2 separate regions of the Homo sapiens genome follow, and region 2 is linked to region 1. A link is a contact called in ENCODE Hi-C or POLR2A ChIA-PET data. All regions are on one chromosome and are shown on one strand. Each heading gives the region's core, a stretch centred on a gene start or an enhancer-like site at or near the end of the contact. The rest is flanking DNA. Distances are from core to core; before and after follow the strand shown. Region 1 overlaps CRADD (CARD and death domain containing adaptor protein). Region 2 overlaps CRADD (CARD and death domain containing adaptor protein).

Region 1 (6,201 bases), core at 1,021-3,520:
ACTAAATCATACTCCTTAGGAGCACAACACTTCAGTCATTCTGGCTTCAATGGAAAGACCACACCCCCTCTCGTCCCCTGACTTAATGCTTTCAATAAACAGCACAGGATTTTCTCGAGCGATCTTTTAAAGATGAAGGGCTCGGGTATGCATGCTGGTCCTTGAACTGGTCTTTGCAGGGAGCTTTAGTGTCTTACAATATTTAATACAGACATCCTGCCTGAGCTATTTATCCTGACTTGGGAAAGTAACCATTTCACTGTTACTATTAATTCTGTTCCAAAAAGAAAAAAAAGACTATTGTAATTTTACACCCTTAATCTATGCAACACAGGAATGAGAAAGAAAAAAAAAAACCCAACACGGTACTTTCTCATGAGTGAGGCACATTATATATAGTAATTCGCATTTTATTATTTTATCATTATGAATAGTAAAGTCCACAGTTCAGTCCTCAGACAACATTCAGGTAAATGTTTTACATATGAGACACCTGCCTGTAATGTGATGACATGAGATATATATATGGATATATATATATATGGATATATATTTTGAACCACTGTGATTTACTAGTCTATTAAAATGCCATTACACATTTAAAAACTGAACAATTACAACAATGCAATCTTCAAGCAATTAAAAACAAAGAATTGTTGAGCCAACATGGGAGATCTGCTGAGTAATCTGGCCTTTCAAGTAATGTCTAGTGGAAACCCTGTTTTCTCCTTCCATCTGAAGATCATCAAAAATAAAAAACAAACCTACACAAAAAACCACCTGCTCTGAGTGAAAGTCAGGATTCAGCCCACATGACTCAGGGACACACTCCCCAGCGGTTGCTGGAGGCACCATCACTCCAACATGTGCAGGAGCAGCGAGGGGTCCACCTCCACAGCCCGCAGCCCGTTGTGCAGGCTCTGGAAGGTGGCCTGCTTCCCGAAGCGCTGCCGCCAACGGATGAAGGCCTCCACCACCTGCGACTGCACGTTGTGGGGGTGGTTGGCCTTACAGCGGTAGATATCCGTCTGGGACAGTCCCAGAGACAGCACCATGGGCTCCCACTCAGGGCCCAGCCTCTGGGCCAGCTGGTTAATCTGCCGGTCTGATGGGGAGCTGTTGAGGATGTGCGAGGGGATCCCAGTCAATCTGTCACCTGAGGAGGAAAAAGACACCCCGGTGAAATGAGCAAGGCAACAAACACATCATTTGGGGGCAGAAATGAGAATCGTGGGGAGAAGAAGGCAATGCTTCCAAATGGCAGAGCCAATTGGCTCTTGTCTTCTTCCTGGGGGCTGCTCTGTACAACGCCATGATTCAGGGCTTCAATGCTGTTAAGTATCTGTGAAAATGTTTTTACAGAAACTTTTTTTTTTTTTTTTTTTGAGACGGTGTTTCACTCTGTCACCCAGGCTGGAGAGCAATGGCATGATGTTGGCTCACTACAAACTCCACCTCCTGGGTTGAAGTGATTCTCCTGTTTCAGCCTCCCAAGTAGCTGGGATTACAGGCAACTGCCACCATGCCCAGCTAATTTTTGTATTTTTAGCAGAGACAGGGTTTCACCATGTTGGCCAGGCTGGTCTTGAACTCCTGACCTCAGGTGATCCACCTGCCTTGGCCTCCCAAAGTGCTAGGATTACAGGCGTGAGCCACAGCACCCTGCCTGTTACAGAAACTTTGAAAGCAACAAAATAAAAATAACTAGAAATCCCACCAGAAAAACTCATTGATAATAACTAGTCTATTTTCTTTGATATATAAAACACACATGAAGGGTTACCTCGTACATGCTGCTTTGTAACAGGCTTTTTTCACTTCTATCCCTTTTACTCAAGGCCAGGCAAGGCATTCTGGGGGAATTCAAGAATGGCTGCACAGACCCCAGCTCCCTCTGGCACTGTCTGTGGCCTTAGTGATGGGGCCTGTTCCAAGGCTGGGAATGCCCCTCCCTGCAGGAAAGGCACGTGCTAGAGGACAAAGGCTAAACCAAACAGCTACCCTCGCCGATGAGGTTGAACTTGAAATATTACCGAGAAAACGTGTAGCTGCTAACAGAAGCCAGAGCCAAGAGGGCTGCTGAGAACAAAATAAACCTAAGAGGCCATAGGGTAGCAGGAAGGGAAGAGAGCGGGGTTTGTTCATAGCAGAGGCCACAAGAGTGGAGTTACCGTTCTGGCAGAGCCCAGAAGAGGAACAGGAAGTATGAGACGGGGCAACGAGGAAATCTGACCTTACACTTCCTGAACTAGATTCTTATTTGCCTGAGGCCAGTCTGCTAAGAAGCATGACATTGAGTGAATGGTTATAAATGTGCCCAGCAAAACCAGTGAGCAGTGCCTTTGGTTATACAGAGGAGCTCCTAACTTCATTAGGGAAGGCCTTCCAGGGGAAGGAGGCTAAAGCTAAGCCCTGAACACTAGGAGGAGGAGCTGGGTGATGAAGGAGGAACAGGGCGTGGCGCATCTCGAGAAGAGAGAATTGCATGTGCAAAGGCCCAGAGGCAGGAGAATCGCAATGGAGGAAGTGAAAGGCACTCACAGCAGCCAAGTGCAGAGATTGAGACGGACTCCAAACATCCAAAGTCATTTGCTAGGTTCAGACATTTGTTTGACAGCACAGTACACTATACTCCCATCCATCAGCATCACAGGGATTCAGGTCAGTCTACTTCATGCTCATCAGTCCACTATTGTGTTTTGATTTATGATTCAATAAGAAGGCAAAGGCACCTTATTACAAGAGCTGATGTTTTCCACAGCCCATGTCTTTGGCCTCTGGGCAGCGGCCAGCACCTTAGAGATGAGTTGCAAAAATATTGTCAAGGGCTCTTTCTGGTGTTTGTCAACACTACAATTTAAAAAACAATGACTATGACGCAATTAGAATACTGATGACACTACTGATCAATAGTTGAGATTAACAGCAATGATTTTACGGCTTGTATAAAAACATAGGCTCATTAAAAAAAAAATAAAGCAACAGAAAACAGCGCAAAGAAGAAAAGAAATCATCCAATATCCCGCTATTGTGTTTACAGTTGGTGACCATCATTCTGGATATCTCTGTATGCACATACACTGGTAGAAGGCTAGATAGAGGGTAATGGGTTCATTTAAAATGATAACATATGACCTTTTCTTTCCAGTAAGAGCTATGTAATTTTGTTTGGATGTAACAGAAGAAAAAGCAGAAGTGAAACAAAATGACATTCTGACCAGCGGTTACAAGTTAACATACTTGAAAACATACACACACACAATTTAATGCACAGAAAAAAGTTACGAAAACTCAAGGGTTAACTGCATGTTTTTATAGAAATACTCTATAATTACTTTACATTTCCTCTCCACTTCCTCACACTTGATTTTTTTTCACTTACATAATTTTTATTTTGCCAGATGCCTAATAGTTATACATTTCTTTAACAATCATCCATGCCCCCTTGCCCCATTGTTTAGTCCTAAGGTGGCATTGTAATGGTTGAATGCTCACCAGTGTTTTGTTGTTGTTGCTGTTGTTACTGTTCTTCATCTGTGGCTTTTCTACTCCTGGGTCTGTTCTTCTGATTTGAGTCATTTGGGTCAATTTCATCACAGGGAGGTTTTTTTTTTTTTTTTTTTTTTTCAAGCAATGCTCATGACTGCCATAGTCTCTTGACTTCTTTCAGGTCAAGGCATCCTGCTTATTGCCTTCACTGGAATAATAACTTAATATTTAGAGAACAATTTTATATTATTTTTATCTTTTTATATTCTTAACAGTATAATATAAAATTATATTCATAATTTTAAATTATATTATTTAAATAATGTTATTTCCCTTAAAAGTTTGTAGACCTTGTTCGTACTTTATGGTAGGGGTTGCTGATGTGGAGAATTCTGATACCAACTTAGTCATCCAGTATTTTGTGTAACTTGCTTTTCCTGTCTGAGGTCTAAATACTGAAACTTTAGACCAGGGTATATGTTATCCATTCTACATCTGCACTTTCAGATATGTGGCATAACCTTCTTTTTTTCTGAGACGGAGTCTCGCTCTGTCATCCAGGCTGGAGTGCAGTGGCGTGATCTCAGCTCACTGCAAGCTCTGCCTCCTGGGTTCATGCCATTCTTCTGCCTCAGTCTCCGGAGCAGCTGGGACTACAGGTGCCTACTACCATGCCTGGCTAATTTTTTTTTGTATTTTTAGTAGAGATGGGGTTTCACTGTGTTAGCCAGGATGGTCTCGATCTCCTGACCTTGTGATCCGCCTGCCTCAGCCTCCCAGAGTGCTGGGACTACAGGCGTGAGCCACTGTGCCTGGCTGGCATAACCTTCTAACCAAAGATTCAGTTGTTTCTTCCTTTTGGGAAAATCTTCCTGGGTCACATGGTTGCATTCTTTTCTTGCTCCATATGCTGGATGGCTGTGCCTCTCCTCCATGGCTGTTATATTGTCCTTATTGCTTTAATCCCCTCCTTGGGATTATCTCACTCTTTGATTTTCAGCTATGTCCATCGTGTGTGTGTGTGTGTGTGTGTGTGTGTGTGTGTGTGTGTGTGTTCTGGTTTTAACGTTGTATTGTGTTTTTGTTCTTTATTTCTTTTCTTGGCTCTATCTTTTAAAAAATCCATTCCACTTCACACTCATTAGGAGAGCTACTATCAAAACAAAACAAAACAAAACAAAAAACAGTAAGTCCCAAATGTTGGCAAGGGTGTGGAGAAATTGGAACCCTTGTGCACTATTGGTGGGAATGGAAAATGGTGCAGGTGCTGTGGAAAACAGTATGGCAGTTCCTCAAAAATTTAAAAATAGAATTAGCATATGATCCAGCAATCCCACTTCTGGGTATATACTCAAAAGAATTGAATGCAGGGACTCAAAGAGAAATTCGTACACCTATGTTCATAGCAGCGTTATTCACAATAGCCAAAGGTGGAAGCAAACTGAGTATCCACTGGATGAATGGATACGCAAAATGTCAGAGACATACAATAGAATATTATTCAGCCTTAAAAAGGATGGAAATTCTGACACATGATCCAACATGGATGAATCTTGAGGACATTACACTAAGTAAAATAAGCCAGTCACAAAAGGACAAATACTTTCTGATTCTATTCATATGAGGTACTTGGAGTTGTCGAATTCAGATACAGAAAGCAGAATGCTGGTTGCCAGGGGGTGGGGGAGGGAGAAATGGGGAATTATTGTTTAATGGGTACAGAGTTCCAGTTTTGAAAGATGAAGACTTTTGGAGATTGGTTATAAAACAATGTGAAGGTACTTAACACAACTGAATTGTACATTTAAAAATGGTTACAATGGCAAATTCTATGTTATGTACATTTTACCACAATTAAAAATAAAAATTAAAAGAATCCCATTGTTGTTTTATCATGATGACATCTTGAGTTTTTGTTTCTACTCAATTGATGCTGAGTCTTTCTATAGCATAAAATACTTGTGAGGTTGAGTTTTCTAGGACTGGGTTTTCTTATAGACCAGATTGGTTGTATGTTTATTTTTGCAAGCTGTGTTCCTTTCTTTTCTTTATTAAAAATATATATATATATATTTAATAGAGACAGGGTCTTGCTGTGTTGCCCAGGCTGGTCTCAAACTCCTGGCCTCAACTGATCCTCGTGACCCAGCCTCCCAAAGTTTTGGGATTACAGGTGTGAACCACTGTGCTCAGCCAACAAGCTGTGCTCCTCTCTTGCATTCCTCTGCTGCAGCATTTCACAGAACAGTCATGACACTCACTGCCATCTTGTTCATACTTATAACGTGAACATCTCTGTCCAGAACTGCTCTTTGCTCTCCCAGAGCAAGCTGATGTATCTTTTGACACTCTCCTCACTTTATAGGGAACCAGGTGTCGTTCTACCTCTGAGCTACAACTTTAGGTTGGCTGCTGCTTTCCATGAACACTTCTGCCATGGAGGAGAGGCAGGAGTCATGAGGCCTGTCCTTGGGGGCTCTATACTCTGTCCTCTTTTGGAGGGGAGTTAAATGTCTTAGACCAGGGCCCACTCTGCCAAACCAGGGCAGACTCACTCCTATGGTCTCTTTCCTGTAACTCAACACAGAGACTAGGAGATGGCCTCCCCAGGTGCCTTCCTAACTCTGCCAAGGGTTTTGTTTTTTGTTTTTTGTTTTTTTAACTTTTACCAAGTCTATCCACTCACCTCCTCAACCAGCTGCTTCCCATATT
Region 2 (6,477 bases), core at 1,436-3,935, 120 kb after region 1:
ATAGGAGCAGTAGGTCCGTGTTATACTGAAGAGCAAGAATTTCAGAGGCAGACAGCCCTGGGCTGCAACAGTTTTGCTAAATGTGTGATCTAGGACAAGCTGCTTTAGCTCCCTAAATTGGACTGTCCTCATTGCACAATGTAAATAATTGCACCTGTCTCATAGTATTTTCTTAAGCAAGATATGATACTAGCCCAGTGCTTGGCAGACAATAAACAGTAAATGGTACCTGCTAGTAGTAGTGATAGTGATATAGTAGTAGTAAAGAATTCAGCGGCCATTTGTATTTCTTCTCTTGCAAATTACCTTTTCATATCTTTGGTCTGATTTTGTCGTGGAGAATGCATCTCTTATTTATTAACCTGTAAGAGCTCTTTATAAACTATGGGCAATAACCCTTTGGCCACTATATATATAGCCAACATTTTCTCCACATTGACATTAGTTTTTAATATTATGGTGTTCTTTGTAATTTTTGCTTAGTAATCTAAGATTTTTTTTTTTTTTTTTTGAGACGGAGTCTCTCTCTTGTTGCCCAGGCTGAAGTGCACTGGCGCAATCTCGGCTCACTGCAATCTCTGCCTCCCAGGTTCAAGCAATTCTCCTGCCTCAGCCTCCCGAGTAGCTGGGATTTCAGACATGCACCACCACGCCAGGGTAATTCTGTATTTTTAGTAGAGATGGGGTTTCTCCATGTTGGTCAGGCTGGTCTCAAACTCCAACCTCAGGTGATCTGCCCGCCTTGGCCTCCCAAAGTGCTGCAATTACAGGCATGAGCCACCGTGGCTGGCTGTAAGATCTCTTTTTAAAATTTATTTAGTTTCTGCTATTGGTATCATGCTTACAAAGATCTCTGCTACCACAAGATTATAAATAAAGATTAAGTATATATTTTGTGCTTTTATAGATTCTTTAGTTTTTTAACATAAAATCTTTAAACATAAACAATATTGCTATTAAGTAGGAATTTAACTTTATCCTTTTCTTCCTCTAAATGACTAGTATGTAATCCCAATGCCTTTTACAAATCTCATCACTGACTTGATGTGCCACCCTGGCATTAAAGAGTTGATAATTCCTAACCTGAAATTCTGAAATCATAAAGCTCTGAAAACAGAGTCTTTTGTTTTTTGCGGTTTGGTGCTTAAATTCATTTGGTGGCAAAACTTGACCTGAGCTAATGTGAGGCTATTTCTGGTCTTTATCATCCCATTTAGTGTCCGTATTAATCTGTTCTGCTGTGGAAATTTACATGAATTTGATTATGAGATACTGCTAAAAACCCTAAATTTTGAAATATAACTGGCCCCAAACATTTCAGATAAAGGACTGTGAACCTGTACTAGGTTTCCATGTATACTCAAGCCTGCTTCTAGACTTCCTGTTGTAGCTATGCTCTTATTTTCTCTTTTATTTCAATAAATGCAATAAATTACATTGATTTTCAAATGCTAAACCCTTGTATTTCCAGGATAAATCCCATTTGGTAATGATATATTATCCTTTTTCTGTTTTGCTGGATTCCATTTGTTAATATATTGTTGATGATTTTTGCATCTATGCTTAAGGCTATAACTTTTTCTTGTAGTGCCTTTGTCAAGTTTTGGTATCCAGATTATACTGGCTTCCAATTTCTTAGTTTGTCTACCATTTTGTTTATATTTACTATATTTTATGTTTTAATACTTGATGAGATAAAATTTTCCCCTCTTTTTCATTCTTCACTAGTCTCAGGCAATGTTTTTCTGAACTTTACCGTATTTTATCAAATTTCATAGAATAAAAATAACATTACAGCTTATGCTGGAACTGTATTAAATTTTAGGTTAATATGGACAAAAAGTGATATTGACGTATTTACTACATTGACTCGTTTCACCAATGAACATGTTTCTCTATTTATTCAAGTGTTCTTTTATGTGCCTTAGTTAAGTTTGGAAGAGTTCTTCATAAAGGTCTTGCCCAATTTCTGTTAAGTTTATTCCTATGTATTTTATAATCACTCTGATAATTTCAACTCTATTCATGCCTGTGCTACCATATTTCATTAGTTCTGATTATCAATTATAGATAGCTGCTGTAATTGTTTCCATGCTGCTATAATTGTTTCCGTGGAAGGGTAGAATGCCTTGTGGAAGAAAGGAGCCAAACGTGACTGTTTCATTTATTTAACAAACATGTATTGAACACGTAATATGTACCCAGCACTGAGAATTCAAAGAGTGATAAGACAATATCCCTGTCCTCAAGGGTTCACAGTCCAGGGGGCAGATAAACAAGTTGCATATAGTAACACGCAAGTTCTGTGTTAGAGGAGAGTACAGGAGAAAAACACAGTCTACCTCCAGGAGTAGAGAGTATTGTCAGGAAAAACTTCTATAGAGCTGACTCTTGGGGTGGGTCCCAGTTTCCCCCTTGAACAGGTGTGGTGATGAGGAGGCACATCCAGAAACTGCATTAAGTCCTTCAGACTTAAGAACGTCATCAATACAGTGCTGAGTGCACCCTGCCTTCCATGTCACAGCATGGCAGCAAATCCCTTTGGCTTGCTGGCCTCTCCATGGCTCAGCTCTCCTGGCTGCCTGTCACTGAACTGGGCACTGAGCACTGTGGGTCACCGAGCCACATTTCCCTTACATGCCTCTGCTCATATAACTTCAGGAAAAGGACATCAGTGTCCAGCTGAGTTACTACAGCTTCAGTTGCTAACTGGCCTGGCTCTAGATTCCTTAAAGCCCATAAAGTGCTATCACTTATTACTTCACAGGGACATCATGTTCTGGGAGAAAATCGTTCTATTTCATGCCTAAAATGGTAACAAAGCAAGTGAAAGCTGATCTGCTGTGTGTCTCCTGGATAGTGACAGGTTCTGGTACCCAAATAAGCAGACCTAATGAAGCTCAGAGATTCCCAGCTTGGATGAACTATTTACTCCTCATGAGCTCAATATTAACTGTGGAGTCATCTTGCAACTACAGAGCCCTTTGCAGAGTGACCACAGGAAGCCAGGCATGGAGGAAGAAGGCGACAATAAGCAGTCACTTGTGTTATTACTGAAGAGACCACAGGGATCTGTCCAATTATTCAAATGCACATCTGGAAAAAATTCACCTGTCTTGAACTCTTGTTTGTTCAACAGCAAAACAAGCAAAAGCACCACAAAATGCTCAATCAGGGCGATCTTTTCAATTGTGGAGTCTGAACGTTTTCCCACCTGAGCATCATAAATAAGGCAAATTGCATAATAGGATAATAATAGTTGTTGCTGAAAGATGCAATCATAAAATAAAAGGACCTTTCGAAATCTGAGTATAGATGGTAATTATCCAGGAATGGAATACAAAGAGGAGCAATTTCAAGGTTCCTGCTTCGTCTTGTTATCGTGAAACTGAGACGGCCAAATGCCAAAGAGGGCTCTTTCAGTTACAAGAGACCTTCCAATGTCTTTGACAACAGTGCTATTCCCTTCTGTTAGAGTGCTGTAGTACACCATCTTGTATATCCGTCTAATCTCAAATGCCACAATTCACAAAGTTGCCACTTGTTCTTTCCTGCTACCAAAACCAGAATTCTAGCTGGTAAGCTCCACAGCAGAAAAAAAAAATGAGGAAAAAAGTAATAAATTGTGGTTCTTTATACTTCAGTGTTATTATTGTATTTATAAATAAATACAATGTATGTATGTATATATCTGAATAAGATCCTTTCCTGATAAAGAGATGTACCCCTCCAAGTAGAGTACTAGTAAAGCTTCCTTCTCTAATGTAAAAAGCAAGACCTGAGATAAATAAAATAGGTAAATGTAAAAATACATTTATGGCCCCAAATAAATACATGCTCTCAAATAAACAGACCTAACAAAGTTGAGGGAGTCATTAAAAAACTAAACTATTGGCCAGGTGCTGGGGCTTATGCCTATAATCCCAGCACTTTGGGAGGCCAAGGCAGGTGGATCACCTGAGGTCAGGAGTTCGAGGCCAGCCTGGCCCATATGGTGAAACTCCATCTCTAATCAAAATACAAAAATTAGCTGGGCATGGTGGTGGGTGCCTGTAATCCCAGCTACTTGGCAGGCTGAGACAGGAGAATCGCTTGAACCTGGGAGGCGAAGGTTGCAGAAAGTCGAGATTGCACCATTGCACTCAGCCAGGGTGACAAAAGTGAAACTCCATCTCAAGAAAAAAAAAAAAAAAAAAAAAAAACTAAACTATTTACTCTTCACCAGTTCATGAACATTAATTAGCCACAGAAACAATTAGAGCCACAGACTTTGCAAGCATTCAGGTTAATTCAGTAGAAGAATAATAGGTCTTGAAGTCAGCCCTGGGTTTGAATACAGCCCCACGATGTACTAGCTTTGAGACCTTGGAAAAGTTCATGTGTCTGAGCTTCCTTATCTGCAAAATGGGGAAAATACCTACATTACAGGCAGGGAGTTTTGAGGATTAAGAGAGAAAGGTATATATAAACCCCAACAATGAATGGGACAAACAGGCACTCTATACACACCTACTTTCCTATTCAAATTCTCTACATGCTAAATGGTAAAATAAATCTCCCCAGCTTCTCAACCTACAATAGACCCTTACTGTTTAATATAGCAAATGCTTTCCATTAACAGTGCACCAAATTTTGCATTACAATACTCCACAAGTCAAATTCTCTGCTTCAGCAAAATCTGAATCTCTTATATATTCCCAGCTTTTTATTTTCATGCTCTTACAAATATCATCACACACCACCACCAGCAGCATTTCCCAAAGTAGTTCACAAAGGAATTGGGGTAAGAGGAGTAGGGCAGGATTGGGTGGAATGAGGGCCTTTCAAGTCAATAAAGACAGTAATGGCATTTGGTTCAATTTCTACTTTTTAAAAACATTTTTTTCTTCAAAACAGGACAGTGTGAGAACATGCAACTGTATATCTAGGGAGTATATGCAGTAGTTGGTGACAACTGGGCAACAGAACTCAGCTAAACACTGCTACTAGTCATGGTGGTTTAAAATTGCTTTATTCTTAAGACATATATTGTTCCACTGATACCCATACTGGACCACTGGTAAAAAGGAAAAGCAAAGGGAATATTGTGAGTGAAAGATAATTAACAGGGGGATGAACATAAAAAATAATAAGTCTGGGCCGGGCGTGGTGGCTCACGCCTGTAATCCCAGCACTTTGGGAGGCCAAGGCAGGCGAATCACGAGGTCAGGAGATCGAGACCATCCTGGCTAACACGATGAAACCCCGCCTCTACTAAAAATACAAAAAATTAGCCAAGCGTGGTGGCGGGTGCCTGAAGTCCCAGCTACTTGCGAGGCTGAGGCAGGAGAATGGCGTGAACCCGGGAGGCGGAGCTTGCAGTGAGCCGAGATCGCGCCACTGCACTCCAGCCTGGGCAACAGAGCGAGACTCCATCTCAAAATAATAATAATAATGATAATAATAATAATAATAAGTCTGTTCTTTACAGATATATGTCACAATCTTCTGCTCAAAATTCCTTTGTAGCAAAATAAAACATCTAAAACTATGCTAAAAAATACAAAACAGTAACAATTATATCCAATGTGCCTTATCATTTATTGGGAATACAAATTATCTACATTATGTTTTTGCATAACAGAATTTTCAAACAGCACCCTGAAAGAGAAGTATTAACTACCTGACTTTTTTCAAAGGCAAAAAATGAAAAGTCAAGAGGCTTCTGGTTTCCAGCTCTGTATTTAAGGAGCTGAAAAGTCGCCACTCCATCCTAACAAGTAAAAAGGCTGAACAAACTGAAAAATCAACAAGTCTTCTTAGTTCTGTAAGAAAAGTGAGATCACAAGGTAAACTGATGCCTCTGAAATTGAAGCAACAGACAGGCAGATACAGAGAATCACAACATACTGGAGCAGAAATTTTTTTTTTTTTTTTTTGAGACAGGGTCTGGCTCTGTCACCCAGGCTGGAGTGCAGTGGCACGATCAGGGCTCTCTGCAGCCTTGACCTCCTAGGTTCAAGGGATCCTCTCGCCTCAGCCTCCCAAGTAGCTGGGACTACAGGCATGCACCACACACCCAGCTAGTTTTTGTATTTTTAGGAGAGACTGGGTTTCTCTATGTTATCCAGGCTGGCCTCGAATTCCTGGGCTCAAATAATCTACCCACCTCGGCCTCCCAAAGTAAGTGCTGGGATTACAGGTGTGAGCCACTGCACCCGGCCTGGAGCAGAAACTTCCCCAAGAAAAATCCCTTTCCAGCAGGAGGAGAAGGAAAAGGAACCATTTTGAAATATGCCAGAGCACTGGGGTCTTCCTAACAAGGCCTGTCCTCAGGAGAAGCTACCTAACCAGAGCCTCATCTGACAGTGGATTTTCCCACAGCCTAACGGGCCTGGAGGGAAGAGAAATTCTCAGCTCTAGCCCACTCAAGCCTTCCATGTGATGAACAGAAACATATAATTCCAGCCGAGTCTAGCGACCCTGTCCCACCTAAGA

The links. Hi-C counts contacts between places; a loop is a spot of excess contacts on that map. ChIA-PET counts read pairs that join two places held with the same protein, here RNA polymerase II (POLR2A). Pooled maps may share reads with other maps.
Region 2: a pooled map shows a loop between it and region 1 (4-fold over the local background). The contact joins two enhancer-like sites. A Hi-C loop is called at or near these places in 1 of 168 maps with a recorded cell type or tissue (naive thymus-derived CD4-positive, alpha-beta T cell) and 3 of 50 pooled maps. POLR2A ChIA-PET finds 5 or more read pairs at or near these places in 2 of 52 experiments (MCF 10A and naive thymus-derived CD4-positive, alpha-beta T cell).

The regions. Positions count from the first base shown.
Region 1 is chr12:93,844,925-93,851,125 of GRCh38, reverse strand. It overlaps CRADD (CARD and death domain containing adaptor protein), which reads right to left. Exons shown (of 3, transcript NM_003805.5): 3 at 370-1,156. The coding sequence ends at 855. Among named protein-coding and RNA genes, the nearest start is that of CRADD-AS1, 110 kb to the right of the region's middle. RefSeq lists an enhancer at 2,067-2,166 and a silencer at 3,083-3,132. Within about 2 kb of position 2,270, at least 11 of the 41 ENCODE cell types and tissues checked have a DNase peak (open chromatin) inside an H3K27ac peak, as active enhancers do.
Region 2 is chr12:93,723,820-93,730,296 of GRCh38, reverse strand. The region is part of intron 2 of CRADD (CARD and death domain containing adaptor protein); the gene reads right to left. The region is part of intron 2 of CRADD-AS1 (CRADD antisense RNA 1); the gene reads left to right. Among named protein-coding and RNA genes, the nearest start is that of CRADD-AS1, 11 kb to the left of the region's middle. Within about 2 kb of position 2,685, at least 7 of the 41 ENCODE cell types and tissues checked have a DNase peak (open chromatin) inside an H3K27ac peak, as active enhancers do.